Linked DNA regions of Homo sapiens: region 1 is linked to region 2. The links are chromatin loops, found by intact Hi-C in ENCODE. Cell type or tissue: ovary. All regions are shown on one strand. Links, peaks and the distances in the headings refer to the core of each region. The heading gives the core; the rest is flanking DNA. Region 1 overlaps AHDC1 (AT-hook DNA binding motif containing 1). Region 2 holds the start of LOC105376892 (a long non-coding RNA gene).

Evidence for each region. Hi-C counts contacts between places; a loop is a spot of excess contacts. Peaks named below come from ENCODE experiments on the same cell type or tissue, not always from the same donor. Only the 100,000 strongest peaks of a DNase experiment are listed, where the experiment ranks them.
Region 1: it touches region 2 in a loop (1.8-fold over the local background); 24 of 110 quality-filtered maps call a loop at or near these places.

The regions. Positions count from the first base shown.
Region 1 is chr1:27,570,691-27,582,796 of GRCh38, forward strand. The region is part of intron 3 of AHDC1 (AT-hook DNA binding motif containing 1); the gene reads right to left. Among named protein-coding and RNA genes, the nearest start is that of AHDC1, 27 kb to the right of the region's middle. RefSeq lists a silencer at 5,223-5,362 and an enhancer at 10,755-11,284. In ovary, for the core only: a CTCF peak has its summit at 4,737; DNase peaks (open chromatin) are centred at 1,784, 4,551, 4,911 and 5,365; H3K4me3 peaks cover 1,428 bases; H3K27ac peaks cover 7,247 bases.
Region 2 is chr1:27,521,476-27,533,581 of GRCh38, forward strand. LOC105376892 (a long non-coding RNA gene) reads left to right here and starts at 1,012. Exons shown (of 2, transcript NR_188658.1): 1 at 1,012-1,071; 2 at 8,811-9,245. RefSeq lists enhancers at 1,333-1,915, 3,827-4,465, 4,394-4,483, 7,373-8,087 and silencers at 6,494-6,603, 6,624-6,983. In ovary, for the core only: a CTCF peak has its summit at 6,713; DNase peaks (open chromatin) are centred at 4,166, 5,816, 6,637, 7,816 and 2 weaker places; H3K4me3 peaks cover 1,781 bases; H3K27ac peaks cover 7,209 bases.

The sequences.
Region 1 (12,106 bases), core at 1,474-9,473, 48 kb after region 2:
CACAGGCATGTGCACCACTGGAAGGTTTTAGGGGGTGCAAACTGGGAGGAAAGATAGGGAGATTGAGGCCTAGAGGAATGAGGAGATGGACTCAAGCTTTATGTATCTTAATACTGCCCAGCAGCCCCTTGCCCCAGCTTCTTGGCTCCCCCTTTCCATTCCTGCAAACCAGCCCCCTCCAGGCCCCTGCCCCTGCCCCTCTGCCTCAAGCCCCAGCCCTCCTGGGCAGGAATGTGACTGGTCAGGTCTGAGCTGACCACATGAGTGGCTATAAGGTGACAGACCCCCCCACTCTCCCATCCCCCCAGCCTGGGGGAGCTCACATACCAACGCAAGGGGTGGGAGAGCTCCTTTAACCCTTTGCAGCCTGACTTTCAGGAAGAAAAGGCAGGGTACTCTACTTCCTGTGGCCAGACCCAGTGTGGGCTGCCAGGTGGAGGGAGTGTAGGAAGAATCTCCTTTAGCGAGCGGTGGTGGAATGAGGGTATCCAGAAAGTCCCCACTAGTATTCTCTGCCACCCCAAATGTCCCATCTCATCTCCCATGCCATTTGGAAAAATAGTCATGAGCTAGTGCTGAGGGTGGAGAAGGAAAGGAGGCATTATGAACCCCAACCTCAGGAACCCCTAGTCCAACAGGAGAAATACAACCCTGCCCTGGGGAGTCTGATGGGGGAGACCAGGCACAGAGGCAGGCTGGGACAAAGAGCCTGGAGCGGAGCAGAACCCTGAGCTGCAGCAGGAGGAGGAAGAAGCCAGGGCAGGAGCAGAACAAGTCAGGTGGGGTCAGACCGGACAGGCTTCCTGGAGGCCCCCTCGGCCCACAGCCCTCCCCCCAGGCTCTGGAATCTCGGGGGTCAGGGCTGAGGGACAGCCCCACCCCCTGCTCCCCTCAGGCTCAGGAATTCCACCAGCCAAGGAGGGGGGGGTGGCTGCTTCGGCCTCAGTCCAAGTTGGCTCCCACTGGACCGGGAACAGCAGCTCCTCCTCGGCCCCCTACTTCACCCAAGCCCTGGGGCTGGCCCCCAGCCCCCTCCCCTCCCCCTCCCAGGCTGGCATGGTGTGTGCCAGGCGCTGGCAGAAAACAAACCCGCCGGGGTGGGTTTGCAGGGAGCGGGGTAACCTTGACACAGTTGCGGCAGTCGCTAATGGCAGACACACACTCCGCCTGTTCTGGGGGGACTGTTGCCGTTGCTAGGAAACCAGCAGCCGCGTGAATGGAAATGGGTCAGTAAACCTGGGGAGAGATAGTGTGACACTCGAACCACTGCAGCTGCTCCAGCCCACACCGAAATCCCTCCTCTTCAATATTTATCACTCCCACCTGGGCCCTCAGCTCCTGCCAGACCCTGCACCAGCCTGGCCTTCAGCCCCCCAACTCAAGGCCTGACAGGGGTGGGGGAGAAAAGAAATGGAGGGGGTTGCTTATCCATTTTGGGGGGTGGTCCAGACGGGGTGGAATTGGTTCTGGAGGAGATTGAACAGGAAACAGAGTCTAATCCCGTGGTGGGGAAGGGGTTAAAAGGTCAATTCACGCCTGTTCCTGACTTAGGCACCGTGGTAAAATTACTGAGAGTGAGGGGGCTTGAGGCTGCCTGCCTGCTTACCTGTGGAGGGACTGATTAAGACAGGAGACCTCCCTCCAGGTGTCCTGGGGCCCCCCTCTGTACAAAGATAGAAGGGAAGAGGCACCCAAAACATGGCCAGGATTCACTCACAGCCTGAAAACACCACCGGATGGTCCCAGTACAACCTGACATCTGATAGCAGCCCAAACGGCCAGGAGCTGCCTACTGCCTTACAACACTGTTCTGGACAGCTACACGTCCGTACCCTAGCCAGCCACACATGCACTGTTCAGAGGCCCTGACAACACCCCTACAGATACCCCCACAACAGTACATGACAACTCCAATTCCAAACAGTGCCACTCAGCTCAACATCCATAAACAACTGACAAACCCAGGTGCAGGCAAAACCACGCAGTGTGGGACTGTGCTGACTCCAGCCGCTTCCCCAGGAGGCTGGAGCCTCTCTGAGGAGCCTGTCCTGACCCAAAGCCCGGCTCTCTGCTTCATGGATGTTTCTTCCTCCCTCCCACTGCCAGCCTCCTTGTCCTGCACACACCTCAACACACCGCCCCTGCGATCGCTCTTCTGGAGACACCAACCCATGAGCTAGCTGTCTTGTGCGCCATGCCCCAATTCCCTGGAGGCCGACTGGTCACTGACACACACATTCCCTTCCCCTAGAAGCACACAGTCTCACAGCCCCGCCTGACACAAGCTCTTATTCCTATGCACAGGCCTCTCCACAGACAACAGAGACCTAGGGAAGCAGCGGTGCCACTGGCTTGGGTGATAAGCCCCCTCCATCCACCACAACCTCCACCAGTATCCCTGAAGGGTGTGTCTCAGGAAGGGAGGCACTCCAGCCTTCTGGGGGTGGGGTGGGGATACCTTGACAGGAATCTCCGAGCTGACTTGGTTCTCTGTGTGCGCCTATCTCCTAGGACACATCAGTCAACACAGGCTTGGAGCCTGTCAGAGCTAGAAGGTGCCTTAGGGAGCCACTAATCCAACCTCCTTCGCTATGCAGGAGGAAGGAAACCAAGGCCCAGAGAGGGGAAGCAGCCTGCCTAACGTCACACAGCCGAACTCCTGGTTGCCCTTTTCTTTCATAGTTCCCCAGTGGGAGCCCTCTATGTGTGGTAAAGACACTGGGGAGTAGGGTACAGTTAGCCCAGAAAGGCTTTTCTGAGGCAGAGGGAGGTGGAACCGACTAGTTGGGAGGGGAATCTGTAGTCCTAGAGAGTTTATGAGAACTGCCCAACAGTGCATCCAAAGACATGAGCACCTCGCAGCCCTGGAATCTGGGCCACATAAATTTGGTGGGATCCAGGCTTTGCCAAAAAGAGCTGGTGGATGCTCATTCCTGCTCCACTTCCTATCCCAGCGCCCCAGAGAGCTGTCTCCCCAAACCAAAGGCAAGGGAAGGTTACAAAGTTCCCTATACCTGGCCTTGAATGCAAGTTCCCTCTGTGGTCCAGGGCATCCCTGCCTTTTATTATTTACGTAGATCTCTGCCAGGAAGCCTCTGCGATGCATGAGTAAAGAGGTGTTCTGCCAGGTAGTTTTTATTTCAACTCCATTTTGCAGAAAAGCAAACTGAGGCTCACAAGAGGTAGGGTAATTTGCTCAAGTTCACACAGACAACAAATGGGGCCTTGAGCTCCTTCCAGTACACCAGGGTCTTTCCCAGTGGACATGGAAGGCCAATCAAACAGGAAACAGGGAGAACTGGGGATAGGAGAGGTTGGGAGTTGACACAGGCCCAGGCCCAACATCCTGGGCTAAGGAGGAACCCCGAGGCATCTGAATTTGAATCTGGGTATCTGGCAGTGATGGAGTGAAAGGTCAGCAAGGAGATGAGAGGAAGAGGAAAGCAGAATTCCACCAGCCTCACAGCCTGCCTGGACCATCCCCTGGGGAGCCAGCCTGGAGCTCTCTGCCAGCCCCCGCCCCACCCCCAGTGGAAGGCAAAAGGAGCACTGTGAGGAGACTAGTGTGACAGAGACCTTGGGAAGTGAAATCTCACAGGCTTGGTGCAGGGGAAGGGAATTCAAATGTTTTGGGGGCTACCTCTATTCCTCAGGATGGGGCTGGATGTCACACGGGTGCCCTTCATTTCCCACCCTTACTATGTGCAGATGCTATGCTAACTGATTGAAATGTTGTGTAACTTTGAGCCCCACCACAAGGCCATGGCCTATCTAGTGTTATCTAGTTTTTCACGTGAGGAAAGGGAAACTCAGGAGTAAAAGGACTTGTTCAAGGTCACACAGCCAGCGAGTGGCAACTGTGGCATAGGTGAAGCGTGCCTATCCCGACTGCTTTTGTTTACCATGGTGAGAGTATGCTAGGTGGGGGCAGGAAACAGAACTGAACAAGGGCCACTGGCAGGGGGAGAAGGGTCCACCATCAGATGGGGAAGATGCCTGCTGAGTTGCCAAAAGGTTCATCAGTTTACAGAGCACCAAATGGTGCTGGAAGGGAACAAAGTTGTGGGAAAGCGTCCCTTCCCCTGCCCAACAAAGGGCAGGGTAGACCTCTTTCCTTCCCCAAGCCATAGTGCCAAGAGTGAGCCCTGAGAGGTCACATACCTACTCCTGGATTCTCAGGGCTCTTGTAAAATGAAGCCCCTCCCATCCCGGGGCCCTTCTCTGGACTCTGGGGCCTGCAAGGTGCAGAAATGCTCTCAAAGAAAGCTACTGTCGCCGTCGGGAAAATTATCCAGGATTTTCCCAGCACATCTGCCCCCACATCGGCTCCGCAGTTGGGAGGCGGGGCGGGGGTGCTGCATGCTGGGAGAAGACTGCCTTGCCTCCCTCCTAGCAGCCCTCAGATTCCTCTGGCTGGAGCAAGAAGCTCCAGTCCGCAGGCCCAGCACTTCTCAGGGCCCGAAGAGCCCGCCTCCGAGTTTTCCCGCCGCCGCCGCCGCCTCTGGGGCTACCTGGCAGGCTAAGCTGCCCACTGATCCCTGCCACCTCCGCCCCCCTCCCAGATGAGGCCACAGAGTTTCTGGCTCCTGGAGGAGGTGACGGGCGGAGAGGGAAACCAGGCGGCTGGGGGAGGGGCGTTGCCTGCACCTGGCCCTTCTCCGCCGCGCAAGCCGGGAGGGGCGGGACTGGACCCCCGCCAGACCCGAAAAGAGAGGCCGAGGAGGCGAGGGGTGCTCTCTCCACTCCCGCAGTCTGGGGCCGGGCGGCGAGGTCTCCCCCCACCACCCTCGCCGCGGAGGCGCCCCCTAGGGTCGGGCGCCAGGCGCCCCTGCCCGAGCTGCGCGCTTAGCTCGCTCCCCCGGCCGGCCGCGCTCTCCAGCTGCAGGAAATTCCAGAAGCTCTCCATCATCCCCGCGCAGCGCGCAGCCCGGGCTGCCAAGGCTCCCCGAAGGAGAGCCACATGCCGGCCGGCCGCGCGGCCCGCCCTCGGCCCCCACCCGGTCCAACCCGGCCGGGTAGCCACGTCTGGCCGGGCGGGGGCCAAGCCGGCCGCCCCTTCCCGCGCCCCGGGCCCGGCGGAATGCGTGGCAGCCCCGACCGGGGGCTATTTTGAGCGGGAGGGGAGCGGCCCGGCCTCGGTGTTTTCGGCTTTTTCCTGGCCCCCGGCCCGCCAGGCCGGGCCCTCTGCTGCCCGCTGAATGGGAGGGGGGGCGGGGTCACGTGGCGGGGGGAGGGGAGGGCCGTCGCGATCCGGGTCGGGCTCGGGCTCTGCCCCGGCCCGGGGACTGGAGGCGCCCGGCAGCGGTCCGGACCTGCGCTCTCGGACGCGGCTGAGTGGCGGGGTTATTAATAGCGTGCCTGGCTCGGGCAGTGGCTCCAGGGCGCCCGCTACCTGCACGCCCCTCCTGCAGAGAGCACTGGCGGCCCGGCGCTCCCTCCGCAGCGGCGGACTGAGGCCTAACTGGATAGCGCCACCGTGAACCGGCGGCCAATCACAGGCCTCGATTTCCTTACCTGTAAATTGGGGTTGAGCTACCCGGCTTTATAGGGTAGGTGCCATATAAAGGTTTTGTTTGCTGTGTGCCTCTCCTTGGGCAAAACGCTGTCACAATTGGGGGCCTCCGTTTTCCTTATTAAAACGAAGGGGTCTGAAAAGGCCCTCTGCAGGGAAAGCGTCCGGACATCTGAACAATGCGTTTTCACTGACCACCTATTTGTGCCTAGCGACTACCCAATGGTCACTGCTAACACAGGGCACCTGCCCTGCATTATTAGCATGCGCTAACTCAATTATAAGGCCTCCATAAAGTAGGTAATATTATCCCCTTTTTGTTAATGAGAAAGCTGAAGTTCACGAAGGTTAAGTGACCCACCAAAGGTCACACAATGTCAGAGCCTAAAGTCAGAAAAACTCTGGTTCCAGAACCCGTTAACCACTGAACACAGTGTTCACCCTGACACAGGCAGGACAAGCATTGCTGCTTCCCTCCTCCCTTTCAGGCAGTCCCTGGGGACCCCTTCTGCTCTGGTCCCAGTTCCAGGCATGAGGGGCTGTTCTCAACAGCTCCACTGGGGCCATTCCCACCTCCATCTACCCGTAGGGACATGGGGGGATCACACCAGTGTCACCCTTACAACAGTGGAGGCTGCTTTTGGGCATGTGGTGACCCGTGACCCTGGCCCTGTCTAGGCACTGGCCATCCTGAGTCTAGCACCTCACACACACACATATATACAGTGCATCCCAGTGCTCACCGCCTGCCCACACCCCCCAACGCCAGCACCCACCGTCATGACATGAACACAGAGACCAGTACCCTACCTTGCACTGGTGACAGCGCCCCTGTCACAAAGCCAGCAGCTTCAGACAGCATCCCTCAACATTCTTCCTGGCTACTCTGTCCCTGTCCCTCACTCCCTCTCCAGTAGCTCACAGTCCAAATCCCACAACGGATGGGGAAGCTTAGGCCCAAGAGGAAGGGATGGGAGGACACAGTCATCCCTCCTGAGACCCGGGGATAGGATCATAAATGAGGAAAGAAAATTGCCTTTGGCCAGTGAATGACAGACGTGGGCATCCAATACAAATCATTCAGCTCCTGGTCGGTTGCCCCACTGCAGCCCTCTGAATCTGTTCAGCTCCTGCCGTGCGGCAGCTAGAGGGGCCCCCAGGACAGGATTCTAGAAATGGGCACCAAGCTGGGACCAGAGTCCTAAGGACCACTCTCTGCTCCCAAGTGTCAGTCCCAGACTATGGGCCCCTAGGTTTCACTAATCCATCAAATTCTAGACTCAGCCTAGCCTCAGAGCCATGGGGGCAGGGGCATCTGGGGGTGAGGGGAGATGGCATACAGGGGGAACAGCCTAGGACAGGGCTTGGAGCTGCTTCCTGCTCCCCCCACTCCCAAGCAAGGAAGCACAAAGACTGGCAGGCCCCCCACTCCGCCCCGGAAACCTGGCAGTTTATTTCTGTCTCTGGGCCCCCTGTTTCCACAGAGTCAGTCCAGGAAGGCTGGCAGCAGCTGGCTCGGAGGGGTGGAGCTCCTGCTCTCTCAAGGGTCCAGCTGCCACCCTGCTCCCCTCCCCCTGACCTGCCAGGCCAGACAAGACTGAGGTGACACTGGGATAAGGGACAGGAACTGGGGGCCAGTGCTCAGAGGTGATACTGAATACCCTGAGAGGCCAGAGCCCCAACAGAGATTCCACCTGAGGCCAGGGAGTTAAGACTCCAGGGGAGGGAACCCCTGACTCCCCAGCCCACAGCCCAGATGTTCTCCCAGGCAGTCAGACTACACCCAGTTCAAGTCTGCTAAGGGTGTAACCTCTGGCGAGTACAACCCTACTTGTTCCAGATTATTCTGGCTCATAACTCCTCTGGACCCTGGTCCCAAAGAAAAGCCTGTTTCTAAATCTGTGCTGTCCAACATGGTAGCCACTAGCCACATGTGAGTGTGGCTAGTCAGAACTGGAATGTGCTGTAAGTACAAAATATACACCAGATTCTGAAGTCTTAATGTATTTTTTAAATATAAAATACCTCATTAATAATTTTTATAAGGCTTATACATTAAAATGCTAGTACTTTGGATATATTGGGTTATATAAGATAAATTGTTGGGCCAGGCACAGTGGCTCATGCCTGTAATCCCACACTTTGGGAGGCCGAGGTGGGTGGATCACCTGAGGTCAGGAGTTCGAGACCAGCCTGGCCAACACGGTGACACCCCATCTCTACAAAAAATACAAAAATTAGCTGGGTGTGGTGGTGGGCACCTGTAATCCCAGCTACTTGGGGGGCTGAGGCAGGAGAATCGCTTCAACTCGGGAGGTGGAGGTTGCAGTGAGCTGAGATTGTGCCACTGCACTCCAGTGAGGGCAACAGAGCAAGACTCCCTCTCAAAAAAAAAAAGAAAGATAAATTGTTAAAATTAATTCCACTTACTTCCTTTTATGTCTTTTTACTTTGTTTAATGTGGCTACTTGAAAATTTTAAATTACATATGTGGCTTCTCTTTTTTTTTTTTGACACGGAGTCTTACACTGTCGCACAGGCTGGAGTGAAATGGCGCTATCTCGGCTCACTGCAACCTCCACCTCCCAGGTTCAAGAGATTCTCCTGCCTCAGACTCCCGAGTAGCTGGGATTATAGGTGCCTGCCACCATGCCCAGCTAATTTTTTGTATTTTTAGTAGAGACGGGGTTTTACTATGTTGGCCAGGCTGGTCTTGAACTCCTGACCTTGTGATTCACCTGCCTCGGCCTCCCAAAGTGCTGGGATTACAGGCGTGAGCCACCACACCCGGACACATATATGGCTTCTATTATGTGTCTACTGGATAGTCCTGTTCTAAATCTTTTTTTTTTTTTTTTTTAAGACAGTGTCTGGCTTTGTCACTCAGGCTAGAGTGCAGCGGTATAATCACAGCTCACTGCAGCCTCAATCTTCTGGGCTCAATCTTCCCACCTCAGCCTCTTGCATAGCTGGGACTACATGCTACCATGCCCAACTAACTTTTTAACGTTTTTGTAGAGACAGGGCCTCACTACGTTGCCCAGGCTGGTGTTCTAGGTCTTGTGGGTTCTGGCTTTGGACTAAAGCTTTGCCTTCTCTGGATCCGTATCTGTGTGACTTTAGCTCACTCACTTTCTCATATCTAGACCACAGCCTTATGTGTTAGTCTAAATCTCACCACCCCACACCACCCCACCCCAGTTTTCCGTGAATCTAGGTTCAGCCAGAGATGATGGCTTAGTCTGCTTTATACACACTATTTAGTGCATTTCTTGTTCATCAATCCCCAATATCTAGATCCCAGCAAGAGTGTGACTATAGATCACCTTTCATGTTAACTTGCCATGGATCTAGGTTCCAGCCTGACATGTCAACATTGTTTGCTTAGATCACTGTCTAATTAGGTTTAAAATCTACACACCCCTCAGGAGGAATAAGGTTCTAGATCAGAGGTTGGCAAACTATGGTCCATGGCCTGTTGTCTGTTTTTATAATTCAAGTTTGATTGGAACACAGCCATGCTCATTCGCTTATGCACTGTCTATGACTGCTTTCAAGGTGCAATGGCAGAGTTAAGTACTACTCATGACAGAGACTGAATGCTTACAAAGTCTAAAATTTTTACTTTCCAGAATGACCATTTTAGATGAGCAACAAATCCAACCCACTATAAATTTAGATTCCAGCCCAAGACCATGGCCTAGTCTAATCTAGATCACCTCCTGCTGTGGTTCTAGACAGTGCTGCCCGCCAGGATCTAAAACCAGAGCCTAACATTGGTTCCCTGGTGCTTGGGTTCCAAATCCTACTCTGATCTCGGCAGATGGGCCCCAGGACTCCTCTCTGGGATGGAAAGGGTGTCTCTACTTCTTAACTCCCCTAGAGAGATCAAGGCCCATGGGCCCTTCTTGATGGCCTTGGGATGTGGGAGGGAGGGTAGATTCCAGAGACAGCACTGGAGGCTGAGTCAAAGAGTTAGGGGTAAGCCCTTCCAGAACAAGGGGGCAAAATATAATGAGGCCAAGAGATAGAGTGGCCCCACCTCCACCCCTTCCCAGCAGGCTCCAGAGCAGGTCACTTAGCTGGGGGTCATGTGGGACAGATACCAAGCCCTCTGGAAGCCAGGCCAGGGGGCTCTAAATGAAATCCGCATCTCCAGCCCCTTACCTCCAACTACCTGATGCGTCGTCTCTCCTCAGAGCTGAGCTGGCACCACTACCCCTCTTCCCTTTTCTCCTGCTCTGCTATCTCCACGGCTTTCTTTGAAAACCCTCCCATACCTGTCCCCTTCCCTGCCATTTCTTCTTCCTGAATCCTAGAATCCTTGGCTAACCTTTGTGGTTAAGATCTCAGGGTCTGGATCTGACAAGCCCAGGCTTAACTTCCAACCCTGACTGGGCAAGCCACTTCATCTCTCTAGGCCTCCTCAGTTTTCTCGTCTGTAAAATGGTAACTATTTCACAGGTTGTTGTATAGCTTTAACAAGATCATGAGGTATATTGCTCTGCCCAGTGCCTGGCACATAATAAGCATTTAATGCTAGCTGCTATTTTTATTACTATTGATCATCTAGCTTAGTTCCATAGATGGACTTCACAGGTTTATAAACCTCACAACATTTTAACCAACCAAAAACTTGGGTTTTTTTTTTGAGATGGAGTCTCGCTCTGTCGCCAGGCTGGAGTGCAGTGGTGCCATCTCAGCTCATTGCAACCTCCGCCTCCCGGGTTCAAGCGATTCTCCTGCCTCAGACTCCCGAGTAGCTAGGATTACAGGTGCATGCCACCATGCCCAGCTAATTTTTGTATTTTTAGTAGAGACGAGGTTTCACCATGTTGGCCAGGCTGATCTCGAGCTCCTGACCTCAGGTGATCTGTCCACCTCAGCCTCCCAAAATGCTGGGATTACAGGTGTAAGCCACCACGTCCCGCCTGTTTTTGTTTTTGAGACAGGGTCTCGCTCTGTATCCCAGGGTGGAGTGTAGTGGCGTGATCATAGCTCACTGCAGCTTCAACCTCCTGGGCCCAAGCAATCCTCCCACCTCAGCCTCCCAAGTAGCTGGGACCATAGGCATGTGCCATCACACCTGGCTACTTAATTTTTTATGTTGCCCAGGCTCAAAACTTTAAAAAAATATATTTTTAAAAAAAATTTTTCTGGAGAGAAAGCCCCTAGGTCTCATCATCTTCTCAAAATGGGTCCTTAGCCAAAATGGTAACCAAGAGAAAAAAAAAAAAAGGCAGGCACGCCTTTAGTTCAATCCAAATGGGAAAATAGAGGTGTGTAATAAAGAAGGGACCCTCAGAAAATCTGGGCAGATCCAAGGCCAGAACCCAGGGGTATCCTCTCCCAGGCCCTACTCCTTCCTCCAGTCCAAGTGGTCTCTCTGATCTGACCTCATCATGTCTCACCTACTTGGCCATGACAGCTTCCTGGTGGGCTCCCCCACCTCCAGTCACCTCCTCTGAATCTCTTCCACCTCGAGCTAGCTACATCTTCCTCAAATCCCATTCTCATGACTCTGCGTGTCTGCCCTGAAACCTTTAACAGCTCCCTACTGCTGACGACAACATCAAGGCCAAGGTCTTTAGCCTGACATTCAGGGGCCTTCAGAGCCAGCTTTGGCCCCACCAACCTCCTGGCTGTTCTCTCTCATCTGGTCAGCGGGGCTGACTTCTTCCTCTCCTCTCTTCCCCTCCCCTGAGTCTCAACACCACCCACACACTCACTCCGTTCTGGACAGATTCTGCCCCTTTGCTCAATCACACAGTGTCTCAGGCCTCCCCTGCTATGCCCTTGGGATTGCCTCTGGGTCCAGCCAACCTCTGAACTCACCCTGATTCCGCCAGACCAGCAGAAGCTGGCCAGGCTTGGCTCCAGGAAACAGGCCTCTGCCCCTGCTCTCCAGCGCAGCTCCATCCCTGGACATTGACCCACCTCGGCACTGCCCACACCCCTCCAATTCCCATCATCTCTTTTCATCTATCCTCTAGACTTTCAGGAACAGAACAGCGAATCCCACAGGGAGTTAGCAGGTATAGCACTGTCCTCAAAGTCATGACTCTTGACTCAGTCAGATTGTTGTCTTCAAGCCACACTGTCCTTATCTATAAAATTGGGATGGCAATACCTGTATCTCACTTGATTCTCACAAGGAATAACTGCCTTGTAAACTGGAAGGTGCTTTTTCTACTAAAACCTGCTATACAAATAAGAGTAACAACAGCCTCCATCTGTACATTGATTTAAAACTGCAGTAACCCTGTAATGTGGGCATGCCCAATGCCCCTTCTCTGATTCATTTTCCTCCTTGGTACATATCACCATCTAACGACCATTTATTTCACTTGTTTTTACATTAACTGTCTGTTTTACCCTCTAAATGTAAGCTCCTTGAGGGCAGGGATTTGTGTCTGTTTTGTTCACTGCTGTGTGTCCTAGAAAAGTGCCTGACATCAAGTGTGCACTTGATGGTTAAGGAATGAATGCATGAGTCAAGTGCTTACTGCATGGCAGGCACTGTGCTAAGCACTCCTCACAGAGCATCTCATCGGAGGGGTCAGGTACTTTGATGACCCTGTGTTTTGGAGATGC
Region 2 (12,106 bases), core at 2,735-10,734:
CGCAGAACGGGCCCAGCTTCCTTCCTGCCGCCCTGCCTGCCGTCTGCCACGTTGGCATCCACCCTCAGCCTTCTCGCCCCTGCTGCTGCTGCTGCTGATGCGGCATCAGCCGAGACCAACCCGCCGAGAGTTTGCCCAGAGCAGTCAGGGCTGCCGGAGCCGGGGCTGGGCTGGCTGGCTGACTCTGCCAGACAGGAGGGAGCGAGCCAGCCGGTGGAGGGAGGGAACAAGGGCTGAGCCAGCCCCCAGCCTTCCCAGCCCTTCCCCACCCTCGCCGGCCAAGGGAAGGAGGCAGGAAGCTGGGGTTGGGGGCCAGGGGACTGCAGTGTCTGAGAATGAGGTTCCGATAGCTGGGTCTGTCTGTGGGAGCATGCACACATATGTGTGTGCATGGAAGAGCACGTTGGGGTGGTTTGTGAGTCTGTGTTTGCCTCAATGTGCACAGGTGATGATGCTATGTGTGTGGGTTTGTGCCGACATCGGGGGCCACTGTGTGTTTGTGTAAGCACAAGGGAAAGCTGTATGCCCTGAGTTTGAACGCAGGCCTGTGTACAGAGACGTGCGAGATCTAGCAGTGTGTGCACATGGTAGCAGATGGGCACCACGTCAGTGCCAATAAATCTTTGTATGCACAAAAGAGTCGGTACATGTGCCTGAGTTTGTGTATGTCACATCTGGGTGTGTTGGGAGCCCCTGTGATTTTATGGTGTACAAGAGGATAACAGCATAACTGTGGGTTTGAGCTTGTCTGTGTATGTGCAAGGGACAGTGTGTGTGCAGAAGGGAACTCTGCAGGTGGCTGGGATTTTGTGCATGTCTTGTGCCCAGGAAGGCACAGTACTGGTGGTGTGGGCTAGTCCAAATGTCCAGAGGATGGGTATGGGCGCCTCTGTGCCCAACAGACTTTGTCTGTGTGGTTGTTGAGAGTGACTCAGGGGAACACTGTGTGACTGTATATGCTTGGCTGTGTGTACAGGGAACAGGCAGCACAGGCATTGTGTTTCTGTGGTTGCATTTACACAGGGCGGTGGCGGCGGCGGTGGTGGTGATGGTGACGGTGCTGTGCTACAGGTTTGCACTTGTTTCTCTATGTGGCAAGGCCCTGCGTGTGACTGCGTTTGTGCGTGTCTGTGAGCACGGTGCGCTGGAAACTGCGTGCTTGGGTCTGTGGCAGGCTGAATGGAGGAGGGCGGAGGGAGTCCATGGCTATGTTTGTACTTGTCTGTGAGCCCGGGGTCAGATGCGCTCCATGTGCTACCTCCTGTGTGCACAGGTGGCCGCTGTGTCCAACCGTGTCTTTGTGTGTTTCGGGTTGCCTGAATGTGCACAGGCGGAGGACATGGAGGGGGGGATTTGAGTGCGTGCCTGTGCAGGCCCCTTTAACGTGGCAAGTCTAAGAAATGTCGGCCTTCTTGGCAGCGAATCTGGGCTTGGTTCCACTGGGGGCGTCTGCAGAGAGGGGCTCTTAGAAGGGACGTGCTTGAGCGAGAGAGACAGGAAGGGAAGGGGGGGCCAGCCCCAGCTCGGGGTTTCCAGGAGGGAAAGCCAGACATTGGAACTTGTCAACGCTACCTCCTTCCCTGCCCCCACCTTCCACTGCTGCCTCCCCTCCTGGCGCCTGAAGGCTGCTGGCAGACGGACAGACAGACAGACAGTGCACACATAGACTGGCTCATAGGCACAGAGCCCAAACCTGAGCCCCTAAATGCACAAGCCTGGACACTGAGGTCCAGAGAGGGCAAAGGAAGTAGCTGAGTCTCGGAGGAGCACATGTGTTTATGCATGTTGGGGGCAGGGGGTGCTGTTGGCCTCTGGTGCTTCAACCCAGACTGGAGCCCAGGCCTAGGGCGGGGAAGAGGCTGTGGAGAGCCTCTGGGGAGGGGCTTTTATGGCTCTAACCAGGCCCTCAAGGCCCCCAGCTCCTCTCCCTGTTTATACAACTGCTGCAGTGTCTTTGAGAGTCCTGTTGCCTCAAAAAAACACCTACCGCAACTCCCTGTTTGTACAGAGGCAGAAAAGACCCAGAGAGGAGCAGCAGCTGATCCAGGGTCACACAGCAGAACCAGGACTGGAATCCAGGGCTCCTTCTCCTAGCTGTGCATGTTGGCCCATGGGCCACTTAGTCTTATCTTTCCCTTGGTCCATTTATCTTTTCTTCCTCCCAGGTCTTCGGGATATGACAACGACCTCTTTTTTGTGTTGCTTTTGTTGCCCAAGTGATATGTCTGTCTGCCTGTTAGTCCATCTGTTTGTCACAGGGCTTCAATACCCTCTGGCAGAATACGGAAGAGAAGAGGGCTTGGTTTTTGGCCAAGGGCTATTGGAGAGATAGGGGTGGGATGGGGAGACAGAGAAACAGAACGAAAGGAATTTGAGACGAGAGGAAGGAGGAGAGAAGAGCAAGGGGAGGGCACTGGCGGCAGAGCTGAGAAGCCCAGGCTGCCCTTTACCTCCACCTCCAGCCTGGGCACAGGGGCGAGCTCTGAGCTCAGAGACTCTGAGTCCTGCCTCTTGGGGCCTTGGGGAGAGGACCCCAGGGCTCCTGTAGGGTCTGGGCCCAACCCCCAAACCCTGGGGGCAGCTGGGTTGGAGTCCTGGGGTCAGTATTCGGGGTGCAGGTGTGGGGTGCAGTGACCGAACTGCCCTCATGGGAAAAGGAGGGAGGGGATTGCAGGTACCTAGGGGGCATGAACCTGGGCATGCGTTGACTTAGTGTGTGTGGTCTCTTTGCAGCAGGGTTGTTGAGAGTGTGCGTGAGGTTGCGAGTACGCTAGGACTCTGTGTGGACACCTATGAACATACATGACCCAGTGGCAGACAAGCTGGGATTTCAGTGGGGAGGGGAAGGACTGCAGGAATGTGTGTCTATGACCGGCAGGGAGTGGTTGTCTATGTGTGGAAGGATTTGTGTGAACCTGCCTTACATGTTCTTGGGGAGGCTGTATCCTGTGTATGTAGGCAGGTGAACTGTATAGCTCTGTACAATTGTGTGTGGTGTGTGTGTGTGTGTGTGTGTGTGTGTGTGTGTCTGGATGAATATGTACCATGTGTTTGAATTGCTTAAGTATTTACATGTTAAATGTGTAACTGCATATAAGTGTGGATGTGTATACATGTTTGTAATTGTCTTGAGGTATATGTGTGGAGTTACCTGTATGAGTCTTGCCTGTAGGTTGTGTGTGCAGTTGTGTGTATTTGTGGAGCAGTGAATATTAGGAAGCTGTTCACATGTGCGGTTGTGTATTTTGGGGGATTAGGTTATATGTGTCGTTCTTTTTGGATGGAGTTTCACTCTTGTCACCCAGGCTGGAGTGTAGTGTCAGGATCCCGGCTCACTGCAACCTCTGCCTCCTGAGTTCAAGCAATTCTCGTGTCTCAGCCTCCCGAGTAGCTGGGATCACAGGTGTGTGCCACCACGCCTGGCTAATTTTTGTATTTTTAGTAGAGACGGGGTTTTGCCATGTTGCCCAGGCTGGTCTTGAACTCCTGGCCTCAAGTGATCTGTCCACCTCGACCTCCCAAAGGGCTGCGATCACAGGTGCGAGCCACCGTGCCTGGCCTATATTTGTGGTTCTTAAGGCTATACTTTATTTTTTATTTTTTGTTTATTGTCAAACTTCCCCTGTCAGAATGTAAACTCTATTAGGACTGAAATTTTTATCTATTTTGCTAACTATTTTGCTAATCTATTCCTAGTGTCCAGAATAGGGCCCAACACTTAGTAGGCACTGTATACATATTTCTCCAATGAATGATGAATGAAAGTGTGCATGCTTGGCAGGGTGTGGGAAGTGTGTTAGGTGTATGAATCGTGCGTGTGTGTCTGGGTGTGTGAATGGATAAATTTTTTGTGTCTTGAGTGTGTGAGGTTTCTAGCATAAGTGGCCTATGAACCAAGTACGTGCACAGGTGCATGTGTGTCTAGGCGTGTGACTGTGTACCTGAAGCTGGGCCACGTCTGTGAGCATTGCACACAACTGTGTGCATGCACAGTTGTGTGTGCTTGTACATGGGGGTGGGAAGGCGCTGTCGGCTTCTCCCAGCCTTCAGCACTCACTCAGCTTCACCCCAGGTCGCCTGCTGCGAAATGTCAGTGGCAGAGAAGCTAAAAATATCTGCTCTCCTCCTTCTGCTCACTGCTTGGGCTGATGGGACTGTGGGGCCCCAGCCGGCCCCTTGGGCCCTGCGGGGAGGAGGAACTGCTGGATGAGGGGGCGGGGCACAGGGGAAGGAAGGGAGGCCCTCCTTCGTACACACCCTTCCCCCTTTCCTCTTGGGCTCCAAAGCCAGGCTTCAGGCTCACCTCTTTCAGGAAGCCCTCAAGAACCCCCCAGGAGCTGTGTGTGTCTGTGTGTCTGTCTACCTGGCAAGGAGATATGGCCCCCATCAGACTGGAGCTCCACAGAGCAGGTCTGTGCCTCTTCTGCCCATCCAGGGACTCCAGGGGACAGAGCTCTGTCTCCTTCAGGCCAGGGGCTCCCAGGGAAAAGGCTGGTGCTGTCTCCTCCCTAAGCCTGAGGGTTACGGATGCAGCCCAGGCCAGACAGGGCTTCACTGGGCTCTGGTTCTGGGGCCACTAGGGCCCTCTGACCCCAGGGCAGATCTGCTGTGATGATGAGCTTGTGGGTAGGGAGGAGTCTCAGCTCTGCCCACACCACACCCTAGGCAGGCACGTGTTTGTGCTATGGGTACTTGTGTGGGTGCAGGTGGGACATGTCAGGGCCCGTGGTCCTCTGGGGACCTGTGCCTCTCCACATGTCGGGCTCCTGCCTGCATCAGTGGTGTCAGCGACTGCCTGCCTTGGGCACTGTGGTCAATCGGTACAAGTTGAGTGTATTGTATGTTTCTCTGTGTTCTTTTTTTCTTTGGAGGGGGGGACGGAGTCTCGCTCTGACACCTCCCGAGTAGCTGGGACTACAGGCGTGTGCCACCACACCCGGCTAATTTTTTGTATTTTTAGTAGCAAGAGGGTTTCATCATGTTAGCCAGGATGGTCTCGATCTCCTGACCTCAGGTGATCTGCCCGCCTCGGCCTCCCAAAGTGCTGGGATTACAGGCGTGAGCCACCACACCCGACCTTCTCTGTGTTCTTGTGTGTGCACATGGATGACTGTGTATGTGGGTTTCTGCCTTTCATTGTGCAGGCCTGCAGATACTAGCAGGGATGGACTCTGCATTCATGTGGGAGTTGCTGATGTCACCATGGGGGGTTTCTGTTTGTGTGTCAATGTGCTCGGGTGTGTGTCTCTGTCAGAAGGTCAGTGCCTGTTTGTTCTGTGTATGGAGGTGTATGTAGGTGCATCTGTGTGTCAGTGTTTCAATTACCATGTTTCTGTGTGTCTGTGTGTCTGTCTTCCTGGTTGTCATTATGTCTGCGGTACCTCCGTGCCTGTGTTGCGTGCCTAGGTCAGTTTGATTTTGCAGGTCTGTAGGGCCACGTGTCCCTCTGTATGTTGGTGTTTTCCATGTGGGTTGGAATCTGCCTCTGCTTTTCCTAATCTCCCACCATTTCTGTGTGGAAGGCCTCAGGCATTGTGTGTGTGTGTGTGTGTGTGTGTGTGTGTGTGTATGTGTGTGTGTGTTCAGCAACTTTCCCCAGCCCCACAGCCTGCAACCCTGAGATCTGCTCTCCCACTCTTTCTCCGTTGGACTTCAGGTGGGAGCTGAAGCAAAGAGGGCAGGCAGGCAGGGAGCCCACGACAGCCGGGGGCCGGGGCCAGGCTGCCACGAGGGCCCTACCTCAGCTTTCCTCCAAGCAAGCGCTAAGCCAGAGCCTCGGTTACATGTAAACACCAGCTGTGTCAAGACGGCGCAGCTTCTTCTAGGTCAACAGACAGCTGTGGGGTTGCTAGGCAACCGCCTGGCTCCCCCCTCCATTAGGCCCCCTCCCACTGCCTCTACCTGCAAACCCTCTGCTGGCTCCCCCCACGCCAGGATAGGCCTCACCCCTCCGCGCCAATTAACACAGCGGGACTGAGGGGGTAGGGGGTCAGGGCAGCTCCGGGACTGGAATCAAGGTATGAGGACGTATTAACCCTTCACGTGCCACCACCCCCTCCACCTAGTCCTGGGGCACTTCACACACCCCTAACTTCACCAGTCACTTTAGGGCCTGGAGTGATGAGGAGCACGTCCTGAGGGATGGGGACCCTCAGTGCAGCCACAACCAGGACTGGAGAGACGCTGGAGGCAGATGGCGCAGGGCTTGGTCAAGGCCTCTCCCCTCCCCAGCCAAGCCTGGGGGAAGGAAGGGTTAAATTCCCCCTTTATTTCCCCTGTCCCGCCCCCTCCCAGGACAACCACCCCATTTCCAGGGCAGCACCTGCGCTCCCAGCTGCCGTGCCCGCTTGGTGCCTGAGTCCGGGCCAGGCAGCCCCCGCAGCGCCCAGGCCCTCGCCCTCGCCGTCGCCCTCGCCCTCGCCGGCCCCAGCGCCGCCCTTTGCCCGGCCTGGGACTTCTCTGCCGGGAAAGGGGAGGCGAGGGCCCCTAGGCCTTAGGCAAGGGGCTCAGGCCCACCGGGTGGGGTGCGTGGGCCAGGGCCGCCAGCCCCGGGGTGACTTGGCTGGAGCCGGAGGAAGGAGTTGGAGGAGGGAGCCCGGCCGGCAGGGGGGCAGCTGTGGGGGCAGCGCCCGTGGCCGCCCCATTAGTATGCGGCCGCGCTCTGCGCGCCATGGCAACAGCTCCCCCCGCGCAGCGCTAGGCGGGCAGCCCCGGGCGCAGCGCGCACCTCTCCTCCCACAGGTGGCGGCGCGCACGGGCACGCACGCACACTCGGCTCGGGCGCCTAGGGGAACGCCGGGGGCGCCAGGTGCGCTGGGGCGTCCTGCCGCCCGTGCAGCCGCCCATGGGCGTGTCCCCAGGTGCTCCAGAGTGAGGCCCGAGGGAGGAGTGTGTCCTTGAGGACGTTCTGCCCGCGCCTGGGTGTGCCCCTCAGTGGGTCCCTCGGCCGGCCTGCTGTGCTTTTATGTCGGTCTCCGATTGTCCTGGAGGGTCTGTGCCTGTCTGTGCTCATCTGCCTCCTTAGCCCCGAGTGCCTGAGTGACTGCCAGTTAACCGAGCGTACCTGTGCCTCTGTATCTGTGTCTGTACGAGCCCAAGGGGTGTGTGTGTGTCCGTGTGCGCGTCCATGTCTCTGGGTTTTCCCCAGGAGGAACGCCCTGGGTGTGTCGGCGACTCTGGATGTCCGTGTGTGCCAGAATGAGTACCTGTGTGTGCGCCTTTGTGTCTGTGTGTGGCCCGTGGATATCTGTCTGGCATCCCTGAGTGTTTCGGGTGTGGCTGTGTGTGGACTTTTGTACGTCTATGTCCCTGTAAGTGCCCTCAGGAGCCCCTCTCTCCATGCATATCACTGTGTGTTCCTGTGAGTGCCCCACGTCTCCTGGAGTGTGGCTGTGTGTCCAGGGGCTGCTGGCTCTTTGCCCTCCTCGGCTTCACTCCCTGCTGCCTGAGTGAGCCGACACCTGCTCCCTGAGCACTGGGCCCCCTTCCCCCCACCTGGCAAGGACAGGGAAGGACACGGAGGCAGAGGCAGAGGCAGACATGGAGGCAGAGACAGAGACATGGAGGGAGACACAGCCAAGTAGGCTGGAGAGGTGGAGATCCAGTCACGTGATCAGCCTCAAAGCCCAAGACGGAGAAGAGAGGCACAGAGATGCCAAGATCCGGACATTAGAGAGAGGGAGACTCAGAGGCACACAGAGACCCAGAGCACGGCGTCCGGAACTGCAGAAACAGAAGAGATCAAGGATGCGGCTCCTCAGCCTCCCTTCCTCTCTCCCTCCCTCCCACTCTAGAGTTTCCAGCCCCAGCTGTGCCTCCCCCACATACCCAAAGCAGAGTTCTCCTGGCCCTGGGACTGGAAGCCAGCCTCCTCCTCACAGCTGGCTGTGTGTGTGTGGACACGTGTACATGCATGTGCGCATCTGTGTGACGCACTGGGCTAGTGCCTACCTTGTACACAGCCCCCCTCCATTCAAAACCTCCTCTCCCCACCACCACCGTCCACATTTTCACAGGCCCAAATCATGCACACCTTTACACACATGCCACACAGCCAGCCACACTCATTCAAGCCCAGAAACATGCCCTGGGCCTCCCTCTCTCAATCTCATCCACACAGGGCCAGAAGACCCAGCATACACAGCCACACCAGAAAGTCTCTCCCCGTCCTAAGGTGTGAGGGTCAGATGTCCACCCCTCTTTCCCCCTCTCAGCAACCCTCGAGGGGCTCGAACCCCTGCTACTCACAGGGAAAAACGCATGACTAAATTTGTCAATTCCATCAGATTAGACACTCAAAGGCAGGGCCCCTGACTGTCCTGCTCACTGTTGACTCCCCAAGTGCCTTCGACGGTGCCTGGAAGGTGCTTAAGAAATGTTTGAATAAATATGTTCATACCAGGTCTCTGGTGTGGGGGAGAACCCATAGTAACTGACAGCCACTCAGAGTGAAAAACGCTAATGGATATCACAGTGTACACACACCTAGGACAGTACACTAAATACAGGTGTGTGTGACACTCAGCTCAACAGCTCAATTAGAGGTTATCCAGTGGGCTGTGTGTTGGAACCACCCAAGAAGCTTTCAAAAATCCCCATGCCCAGGCCCCACCCCAGACCCATAAAATCGGAATATTTTGGGGTAGGACTTGGGCATCGGCATTTTGAAGCTCTCCAGGCAATTCCTTTCTAGGATCTAGAACCCCTTATGTACATGAATAGACTAACAAGTGTTGACACAGGGGTTATAGCCAGGGATGGGAGTAGAGAGGATTTTCACTTTTTTTGTTGTTTGTTTTTTTGTTTTTGAGATGGAGTCTGGATCTGTCACGCAGGCTGGAGTGCAGTCGCGCGATCTCAGCTCACTGCAACCTATGCCTCCCAGGTCAAGCGATTCTCCTGCCTCGGCCTCCCAAGGAACTGGAACCACAGGCGCGCGCCACTGCGCCCAAGGATTTTCACTTTTAACTGTACAGTGAAGCACAGACTTCTGAGCCAGACTGCTTGGTCTGAACTCTGGTGTCACCACTTAGTAAGTTCTGGTTTGAATGTACTCACTGAGTGGTCTTCATAAATTACCTCTCTGCACTTGAGTCTCCTGTCTGTAAAATGGGGATAATAATCATTACAACGAAGCCTCATAGGATTCTGGTGGAGACCAAATGCATTAATACATATGCAAAGCATTTGGAACAGCTGGCATATATAAGTGCCATATATCTATTATTAAAAATTTTTAAATTATAGAATGGATTAATTTTTGGATTTTATAAGCAGATTCCGCCCCCCGCCCCGCCTTAAAACTGTTATGAAAAAGCAAGAAAGGCCAGGTGCAGTGGCTCACGCCTGTAATCCCAGCACTTTGGGAGGCCAAGGTGGGCGGATCACGAGGTCAGGAGTTCAAGACCAGCCTGGCCAACATGGTGAAACCCTGTCTCTAGTAAAAACACAAAAATTAGCTGGGCGTGCGGGCACCTGTAATCCCAGCTACTTGGGAGGCTGAAGCAGGAGAATTGCTGCCACTGCGGAGGTTGCAGTGAGCCGTGATTGCGCCACTGCACTCCAGCCTGGGAGACAGAGCAAGACTCTGTCTTGGGATAAAAAAAAAAAAAAAAAAAGAAAAAAGAAAAAGAAAAAGAAAAAGGAAAGGGGAAAATTTTTTTTTAGACGAAGTTTCGCTCTGTTGCTCAGGCTGGAGTGCAGTGGCGCCCTCTTGGCTCACTGCAAGCTCCGCCTCCCGGGTTCACACCATTCTCCTGCCTCAGCCTCCTGAGTAGCTGGGACTACAGGCGCCTGCGCCTACGCCCGGCTAATTTTTTGTGTTTTTAGTAGTGACGGGGTTTCACCATGTTAGCCAGGATGGTCTCGATCTCCTGACCTCAGGTGATCTGCCCGCCTCGGCCTCCCAAAGTGCTGGGATTACAGGCGTGAGCCACCGCACCAGGCAGGAAAAAAATTTAACAAAGAAAAAAAGGCTGGGCGTGGTGGCTCGCACCTGTAATCCCAGCACTTTGGGAGGCAAAGGCTGGAGAATTGCTTGAGGTCAGGGGTTTGAGACCAGCCTGGGGAACATGGCAAGACACCATCTCTAAAAAGCAGAAATAGAAGAAAAATACAAAAAGGGGGAAAAAAATAAAGGAAGGGCCTAAAGCCTAGGCCAGCCTACTTCTGCCACTTTCCACGTGAGCTTTGGACCAGTCCCTTACTCTGTGTCTGGGAACCTGTCTTCTCATCTGTAAACCAAGTGAGCATCTTTCTCTACCTCAAAGATTGTTCTGAAGAATAAACGCCTCAGGGAAGTGTTTAATAAATGATGGCGAAACCCACGTATCTGAGAGCCACATTGCCTTGATGCATTCTGGGATCAGGTGTGGCACTGGGGCGGTGGTAGGGCCCTGACCTCTGAAAAGAACGGATCAAAACAGGGTGTGCCCCAAACCTGCACCATACACTGTGCAGGGTCTTTGCTGCCCTTAACTAAGGGCACAGAGAACCTTCCATCCCAGAGGCCCTGGTCCATCTCCCGAGTCTGGTCTCCAAAATACACCACAGCCTGCCTCACCCCTTACTAAGCAGCAGGCCCTAGGCTGAAACCCCTCCCCTTCCTGAGCGCCCATTCTCTTGCTGCCCCTCCGTTCCCATCTCCTGGAGCCCCTGTTCTCACCAAGCCTTCCTACCATCACTTCCCTCTCCCTATGCCCCTCTCTTCATAGTGAACCCCCATCTTCCCTTCGAGTTAAGGGGCCCCTTCACTGTGCCATAATCAACCCGTCAAACTCCCACTTCCTTCCTGGGTCTCCTCTCTCTGCCCCAGTTCCAAAGCCCTGGGGCCCACAACCCTTCACTGCCCTTCCTCCCCTTCTCAAGACCTATCTCATGTTGAGCCCCAGTCCCTTCCACTGAGCAATCCACCACTGTCTCCTCCCCTCCCCGAAACCTCCTCTGGGCCGCCACTCCTCTGAGCCCTCAGCCGGACTCACCAGGCCCCACTCTGATTCCCTTGAAGCCAACTGGGCCCGGCCTGCCCCACCTGGACAGCCTCCCCGAGTCTCTTCTTCTTCCTCAGCAGCCGCTGAACACAGGCATTTTCTCCCTGCGGGTGATTCTTGAGGCTGAACACAGGTTTCTCTGCGGTTGGCCTATCTGAGCCTCATCCACTGCTTTCTCTGATGCTGCCCACCCGCTCCAACCAGCCTCCACCTTACCCAGAGTGACCTTGCCAAAGCCCTCTCCCCTCCCTAAACACAGCGTGTGCCCAACAGAGCTAACTGCTTGTGGCTCCTGCCTCCTGTTACCCTTTCGCATCTCTAGGCCTTTGCACATCCTCTTCCTCCTCCAGGAACTCCCTCACTTTTCTGCCCAGCACCTTAGGCTTGGCTCTGTAGAAGCTTTCTCCTCAGAGAAGCCCTCCTCCCTAACTCTCAGGGGGTCTCACTGCTTCTTGCCCCCACTTCCAGCTCATATTGCATCGTTAGCTTGAGTGTAGTGTTGTCTTCCCCGTCAGCAGTCAGGAAGCGTGGGGTAATGTCTTCATCTCTGAGTCTGGGGGATGTAGGGAGGGGGCTTGGTGGGTGGATGAGCTTTTTGCATCTAGCACAGAGGCAACAGTTTCAGGGGACTGTGACCTGAGTCCTCCTGCCTCTTCCAGACAGGTGTGCCCAGAAGGTGTGTTTCCTCCTCAGACCACGGGCTCCTCTGACTCTCCTGAGGCCAGGGCCTAGCTGGCTGGGTCAGGGAGGGCAGGCCCCGTGGCACGATCCCTTGGCATCTCCCTGAGCTTCACTGAGGAGGGACGTGAAGCCACACTCAGCAGAACTTAAACATAAAATGGGTCTATGGGAAAAACTGCTTCCCAAAGACCAGGGAGGCCAAAGTGGGCATCATTTGGGCAAGGACACCCAAGAGGTCCCCAAAGTCAGGGATCAGGAAACAGCTCAGCTCTTCCAGGCCCACCAGACGCAGGCACAGGGTTAGGAGTTTTCTTTTTCCAAAGTTTACCAAAGCAGGGAGGAAACATTTGGAGTTCAGGGTAGACAGAAAGGGGAGGGCAGAGCAACACTGGGGTGACTGGCCTCGTCATATCCCAGGTTCTGCATAAGCAGATGTG